Regions from separate parts of the Homo sapiens genome. Here region 2 is linked to region 1. Evidence: read pairs that join two places in POLR2A ChIA-PET (ENCODE). Cell type or tissue: MCF 10A. All regions are shown on one strand.

What was found. Peaks named below come from ENCODE experiments on the same cell type or tissue, not always from the same donor. Only the 100,000 strongest peaks of a DNase experiment are listed, where the experiment ranks them.
Region 2: POLR2A ChIA-PET joins it to region 1 with 9 read pairs; 3 of 35 experiments call an interaction of 5 or more read pairs at or near these places.

Annotation. Positions count from the first base shown.
Region 1 is chr22:36,751,068-36,755,067 of GRCh38, reverse strand. The region is part of intron 2 of CACNG2-DT (CACNG2 divergent transcript); the gene reads right to left. Among named protein-coding and RNA genes, the nearest start is that of IFT27, 23 kb to the left of the region's middle. In MCF 10A, no CTCF peak of the experiment used is centred here; a DNase peak (open chromatin) is centred at 1,747.
Region 2 is chr22:36,658,063-36,662,062 of GRCh38, reverse strand. All of the region lies in intron 1 of CACNG2 (calcium voltage-gated channel auxiliary subunit gamma 2), which reads left to right. Among named protein-coding and RNA genes, the nearest start is that of CACNG2, 44 kb to the left of the region's middle. In MCF 10A, no CTCF peak of the experiment used is centred here; DNase peaks (open chromatin) are centred at 1,682, 2,162 and 3,002.

The DNA.
Region 1 (4,000 bases):
CCACCGCGCCCAGCCGGACATCAGAGATTTTACATCCTCACAGTGCCCAGCACTATTTGGGAACCTAACAAGTGGCTATTAATTACTTCACTTGCCTAAAGAACCCACTCTCAATGAGCAAACATTGACAAAATGCATGCTGCGTCTGCAGATTTTATTCCTGAAAGAAGGCATTTGCTGAATGAATGCTTGAATCAAGCAGTTGCTGAGCACCTACTATGTGCCAATCCCTGTTCTATATCTTGGGATTTTGTCAGTGAGTAACACAAAAATGCCTCCCCTCAGGGTGCTTACGTTCAAGGGGGGTGAGCGAGGTGTTTGATTGAATAGGTAAATTTTGCAGTCTGTTAGGTTGCAATAGAGCAGAGGCGTGCAGAGGACGTGCCAGGGTGGGGGCTGCAATATTAAACAGGGAAGTCGGGAAGACCTTCCTTGGAAGGTGATGTTTAAGCAGGATTTGAAGGTCATAGCACCTGGCACCCTCTAGGCATCATTGGCTCATCAGTGACCCCTCAGAGGTGGAGCTTGACCACTTTCTTTTCCTAGTGCCCAACGCTGGACCTCCGTAAAGTCCGATGAGTGTGGGAGGTGTGGATGGACACCAGAGATGCATACCCTGCCCTAGAATCACCTGCCATCCATAGAGGAGAAAAAGGAGCCGACTCTTGATTTCTAAACTCCAGTGGAACCCAAAAAGCGTTGATCTTTCAAATCCTGAGGGAGGTTAGAGGAACCGCCCCTCTGTCTCCTTTAGGATCTCCGAAGAAGGTTCTGTTTGTTGTCCTCCACGATTCTTGCCTTCTGTAAGAGCGGTTTGGCCTGGGACCTGGCCTCTTGTCCTCTTCCATGGCTCTGGGCTGGCCATTCCGCAGCATCTTTTAGAGCTGCCTCTTGACATCACCTGATTCAGCCAGAGAGGGCGGGGAAGCCGAGGTGACTGGGAGGGTGGACACACTGTGGGGCCGGTCGTGTTTGGGGTGGGTGTTCAGAAACAGTTGCCCAGTTCCAAAGCACTGCCTCTGTGACACCCAGGCCCTTCCCTGCCGCATCCATTCAGATGTGGATGGGGTAGGAGAAGCCCGCCAGGCAGGTTTCCCTGGACGGTGTTTCTGCTGTGAAAGGAGCCCTGTAGTTTTCCGTATCTGGGAAACATGCATTGGATAGACCATCTTCTGGAAGGAGAGATGGGGGCAAGAGGCAACCTGCTTCCATGTCTATAAATAAAATGCATTCATTTTGGTGCTAAAATGTTGTGGTTTTAAAAATGGAATACTAAAAACTTCCTGGCCCAAGCTGGAGTGGCAAGAAGCACAGATTCAGTTGATCCCAGGATGGGAACTGAAATTTACACTAAGCCACATCTACTGGACGATTGGTGCCCATCCTGGAGATGCAGAAGGAAGCCTTTGGTTTTGCACCTGTGCTTCCCATTCCAGCATTCATCTCTGTCCAGGGTCCTGCCCTGCATTGGAGATCAGGGAGGACTGAGGAGGTGGCCTGGAGGAGCTCCAGGTCTGCTGCCTAGGAAGGGTTTCCAGGACCTTGCAGGGAAATACCTGATGTTAGCCAGGGAAGAGAATTCCAGACAAAGGGAAGCATATGCAAAGGCCCTGAGGCATGAAGCTGGAGGCCCTCTTGGGGAACCGTGTGCGTTGTAGGGTTTGGGGAGAGACGGGTGCCCAGCAGGTGAGGTCAGAGACAAGGATGAAGCAAGAACATGGAGCTCTTTGTACCCAGAGCAGAGGAGTTGGACTTTCTCCAGAAGGGAGTGGAGAGCCATTATCAGAAGTGACTCACCTGGATTTTTGCTTTGGAAAGATCAGCCTGGAGGAATTGGAGGGTGGAGTGGGAGAGAAGGTGCCTGGAGGTAAGGAGACCAAGAGCTGATGGGGATGAGGGGTAAGGTAGGACAAGGCTTGCACCATCTCCAGCATTTGCAAAACTTGGGGAAATGTATTTTCAGCCCCTTAGAGTTGTCCTCATTTCACACACCCATCCTTTTTGTTCAGAACACCAATTGATTTTTAAAGTGTGTTATCCTTTATTTACTTTAGAGACAGAAAACACAGAGAGAGTGACTTCTCCGGGTTGCAAATTGTCAGTGATGGAGCCAGGATTAAGAACTCGGGCTGGCCAGCCCTCTGTGGATCGTATGATGTTTATGTATACGATGCCCATTCACTCTTCTGCCCTGCCAGCAAACAGAGCTGATGAATATGAGGAGAATGGCAGCGAAGAGCTTGTTTCCATTCTAAAAAGGCAAGAAGCCTAGGAAGGCTCATTAGGAGAAAATATTGAATGGGCAGCTTTCGAGTTTCACCTGTGATCTGAGAGGGAAAGTGTATTTTCACCGAAGCCATTATGTAACTGGTTCCGGGGGGCAGAGAGGAGTGACCAGAGAAGAGAATGAGGGCAAGAGACCAGGAGAGCAAAGACAGGGTCACCATCTAGAGGGCAGGGGCTACATCTGACATCCCCTGTAGACCCTCTGGATGCAGCCAAGGTTTAGAGGTTAGAGCACTGCTTTCATATCAGACGAGTGGAATTAGGATTGCAGCGGTGTGTCCTTGGACAAAGCACTGATCCTCTCTGGCCCTCAATTTTCTTGTTTATGAAATGGGAATAATACCACTAACCTTACCAGTTTTTGTGGGTGGATGGAGATATATAAAACCTACTTTTAGAAGGCATGATATATAGTAAACGTTCAGTGCTTTATAGGTGATTTCCAAATCATCTGTAGTAACTATGGCTTTTTTACAAGCATGGAAATAATGTGTGTTTATTTAAAAAAAAAAGAAACTATTACTAAAAAGCATAAAGAAGAAAGTAGAAAATATTCAAATCCTACCACTCAGAGATAGCCACCCATCACATCCAGGCATGTGCACCTCCTCCCTTTCTCCTCCACATGTACAAATATGTACATATTTTGAAGCCAAAAACAAAATGTGATAATGCCATATATGAAATTTGGAACTTATCTCTTTTCATTTAACAATATCTGGTGGGTATTATTTCAGGTCAGAAAATATGATTTTAGGCCAGGTGCAGTGGCTCACGACTGTAATCTCAACATTTTGGGAGGCTGAGGTGGGCGGATCACTTGAGGTCAGGAGTTCGAGACCAGCCTGGCCAACATGGTGAAACTCCATCTCTACTAAAAATATAAAAATTAGCTAGGCATGATGGTGGGCAGCTGTAATCCCAGCTACTCGGGAGGCTGAGGCAAGAGAATCTCTTGAACCCAGGATGGGGAGGTTACAGTGAGCGAGACTCTGTCTCAAATATATGTATCATATATATCACATATATATGATATATATATCATATATATGATATGTGATATATATGATATATATCATATATATGTGATATATGTGATATATATGATATATATCATATATGTGATATATATATGATATATATGATATATATATGATATATATGATATATATGACATATATGATATATATGATATATATGATATATATGTGACATATATGATATATATATGATATATATGTGATATACATCATATATATATCACATATATATCATATCATATATCACATATATATCATATCATATATCACATATATATCATATCATATATATCATATATAACATATATATCATATATATCATATATAACATATATATCATATGTATCATATATATCATATATATCATATGTATCATATATATCATATATATCATATATATCTCATATATCTCATATATATCATATATATCATATATAAATCATATATATCATATATATGATATATAAATCATATATGTATCATATATATCATATATGTATCATATATACATATATATGATACATATATGTATCATATATATGATGCATATATGTATCATGTATATCTCATATATATCATATATATCTCATATATATCATATCTCATATATCTCATATATCTCATATATATCATATATATGATCATATATGATCATATATGATATATATGATCAT
Region 2 (4,000 bases), 93 kb after region 1:
GCTTGCAGTGAGCTGAGATCATGCCACTGCACTCCAGCCCGGGTGACAGAGGGAGACTCCGTCTGAAAAAAAAAAAAAAAAAAAAAAAAAAAAAAAGAATAGCAATGAGTCCATAGGAAGCAGAACCTGTTATCAACACACCAGCCACAAAGCTGCCTTCAAGAGAATATTGCTAGCCCCATTTTCCAGGTGAAGAAACTGAGGCTCAGAAAAGTGTTAAGAGGCTTGGCCAAGGTTCCATGGGAGTGAGGATGGAGACATTGTTCAAATCCAGGCAGCCTGCTTCCCAGGCCCATGAGGCCACCTTGCCTCCAATCCTAGAGCTTTCGTCCTGTGACAGGTTCTGGACAAGGTCCCCCCACAGCTAGGGGACTGTCAGTCTCGGTTACCCTTTCATTTGTTGACATGCAATGGAGCCAATTACAAAAACTACTCTGCCTTCCACCTCAGATGCTGTGGCCCTTCACCAAGGAGGCCTCCGACAAAACAGATTTGGGATGACAGGATCGCTTAATATGCTCGATGCTCTTAGGAACAGAGCAGGGTTCTGTTTTCAATGGCACACCCTAGGCCCCACACGGTTCAAGTCCACACTGAACCTCCTGACATCCCATTCCCATAAGCATGAGAGAAGTTGGATGATTTGTCCCATGTCACTCAGCCCAGAAATGGCCATGATGGGAGGGCAAGTCCACACTTCTCCCACTTCACCGTGTAATCTCCGACTAAGGAAGAAATAAATATGATTCCATCTAACATGCGATCTCAGGAGGCTGCATGTAAATGTTGCTCCCCAGGTGCTTGGAGGAGCTACAGAGAGTCACACCCCATCGGGTACTGCCTCCGACGTACATGGCAGCCTCAGCTCCCCATTCCACTTCCGGACTCCTCTAGAGACTGATAGGAGACTGAATCCAAGCCTGCTCTCAAACGGTGTGCCTGGGAGGGTCCGAGCACGGAGTTGATTGATTTCACGGTAATAGGGCTTAGCACCAAGGAACCTGCCTGCACTCAGAAAGCATGTGCCGGCACTGACACAGGTCATTGGCATCACAGCCAGAAGTCACTGAATGCCCACAGTACACCAAGCCCTGTGCTGGGTACTGCCACTGTATCTCATTTAATCCTGTAACAATCGTCTCCATTTTTCACATGAGGAAACTGAGGCACAGAGGAGAGTAAGTCATTTATCCCAAGTCACATAGCTAGTAAAGAAGCCATGATTTAAAAAACTTTAGCAGAGTAGGTTGTGAGTGAGGACTGGGATGAGGGAAGGCTCTGGGCTGTTATGGGGCAACCTTGCTTCCACGTTTATCTAACAACCCACACCTCCCAGCCCTGGGTGCTTTCAACTGGGGCACTTTGTGGGTGACAACTGGGTGAAACAGCCAAGCGCACACGCTGCCCCGCCCCGCCCGCCTCACCTGGGCAAGGTGGGGGGCCAGGCTGGTGGAAGGAAGGCCACCACACTGAAAGTAGCAGCGTCTTTGTGTTGAGGGGAGCTCAGCGCAGTGTGCTCAATTCCTCTTGAATCACATTGGCAAGAATTCCAGGAGCAGCGTGGAGTTGCCTTGTGATTTTCCAAGACAGAGAGTGAGAATGGGCTGGAATAAAACCAGCAATCGAAAGCAGCATCGGAAGGAAAACAATGCTGAAATGTGACATATGCCTGTGCGCGCCTGGCACTGGAGGGCTGAAGCCGGGTGAGCAGCCCGCAGAAGCCATGGTCACGGGCCCGGCTCCACCAGCAACTGCCCCCCGGCAAGGGTAGGGGGATTTCCTGTTTGATTTGGAAGGGAATTTGGCAAATATTTGCTGAGCAGCCCCTACATGGTGCCAAGTCCTGTCATGAGCACTGGGGACGGGAGATGACTCAGGCATCCCTGCCCTGCAAGAGCTCACGGCCTAGTGAGGGACAATGACACATAAACACAGAACCACATACAAGAAGGTGGGACAGGTCTGTGCCAGGGAATGAGAGCTGACCTGGGAGGCCCCGGCTTGTGCGGGTACCAGGAGCAGAGTCGTGGGGGGATTGTCCCCATCTGCTCCCCAGAGGAGGCTGGGCAGTCAGTGCAAGCTGGAAGCCACCAGCCACTGGGCTACTGTCCTCCCTGCAGCTCTGGTGGCAGGGAGCCAAGGCGAATGAGTCAGGCTCTTCTAGGGGACTGCTTACTCAGGCAGCCAGAGGCAAGAGGAGCTGTGAGGGCCTCCTCTCGGGGGTGGCAGGCTGGGGGAGGGGCCGCGCAGATATTCAAGGTGTTCCATCTGGCTGCTAAATTCCAGCAGTTGGCACAGGCTGGCATTTGAACACAGGTCTTTCTGATCTCCCAAGCAAAGCCTATCTCAGTACATCAGCATTTCACCTGTGTGCCTGTGTCCCCGCACCATCCCACCCCTGCCATTCCCTCCCTCCCCCGGCCCCAGAATCACCCCAGGTCCTGCTTCTTTGGCCCCACTCCTTCCTGGGGCCAGGTAATCTGCTGCCCCTCAGCCCGGGTCACAGGAGAGAACCTGGGTTTTGAAGCCAGGAAGACTCCACGGCATACCCTTCCTGGATTCATGAACTTGGGCAAGGTAATTTGCCTCTCTGAGCCTCAGTTTCCTCACATGAAATAAGTAACGTGAAACAGCACAGTGTTCACTGTGGAGCAGCCTTTGACCTGGTTAACACACTCCTTCCTCTCCTTTCCCGTCCCTGAGAAGTAGCATCAGGGTCGCCATGGGGGACAGCCCTCTCCCCACTCCCTGACTCCACGTGGCCCTGTCCCAGCCTCTTTTCTGACTTGGTAGGGTCGGAGCTTGTGCTGTGGGAAGACAAGTTGCTGCCCAGGCCCTCACCCACAAGAGGACAGAGCCCCCACCCTCCCGCTTTCCCTTAATAATGCCATAGAAATCTCTCAGCAGGCCTGTGCCTACACCTAGCGGGAAGCAGTTGGTATTTTCAGCCCACACCGTCTTAGACTTCTAAGGGCAGTCAGTTTCCTACCCACTGTGTAATGTGGTATTTCCTCCTCTGACTCCAATGCTTCTCTTGCCAAGCCACATGCTGGAGTGAAAGGGCATACATACACTTCGGAGAGCCACCGTCTGGCGCTCCCTCGGCTCCTATAACCTGCACACCCCTTCCTTCCCTCCCAGCGTCATTGCTGTCCCCACCCCAATACCAGGCTCCATCTTATCTTCAGTCTCTGCAGGGAGCCAGTCCTGACCACCCAACCTAAGGAGTCCCTTCCCCGCACACTCTTGCCCTGTCCCCACACCCCGCCTATTCCCCCTGGAGCACTATTGCCCTCTGTGATTACATTATGGTTTGTTACTTTGTTCACTGTCATCATGCCCACAGATTGAAAGCTCCCTGAGGGCAGGAACATTCCTGCTTTGGTCCCTGCAGTGTACCCAGCACCTGGGCAAGGGCTGGATACAGATGTGTTGAATAAAGGACGGAAGGAATTTAAAAAGAGATGGATGAGGAAGACAGGCTTAAATCCCACCCCAACACTTAGAAGCCCTGAGATAGTAAATTATCTAGCTTCTGAGCTGTATTATCCTTATCTAGAAAATGGGAGAAGTAATAACCACTGGAGGGTTATTTTTAAGGCTTTCTCATGTGTGAAAAGCCCAGCATGCAGTGCGTGCTTCTCTCTGCTCCTCTTCCCTCTCCCAGGCCCCATGGCCTCCCTGATGCCTGTCACTACCTGCCCTTATTGGCGAGAGGAGGACTTTCCCTTAATCATAAGGTAGAATCTGCCTTGATCTTGGATTCTTGTCTTGATCTAAAGTTCACAGTTCCGGGCAATCTTCCTTCAAATAAAGACTAGGGTATTTTCCCTCTATACCTGCCCCCACTCAAGTTCATGGGCCATTATTTTTTCACTCCTGTGGCTTTGTGAGGTCTTTGTTCAGATTTGTTTCCCAGATTGGTTTCTTAACAATGCCCACAGACAACGTCAGCAGCCCTGATGCAAACCAGTACCTGCTGTAATACTTGGTAATGATG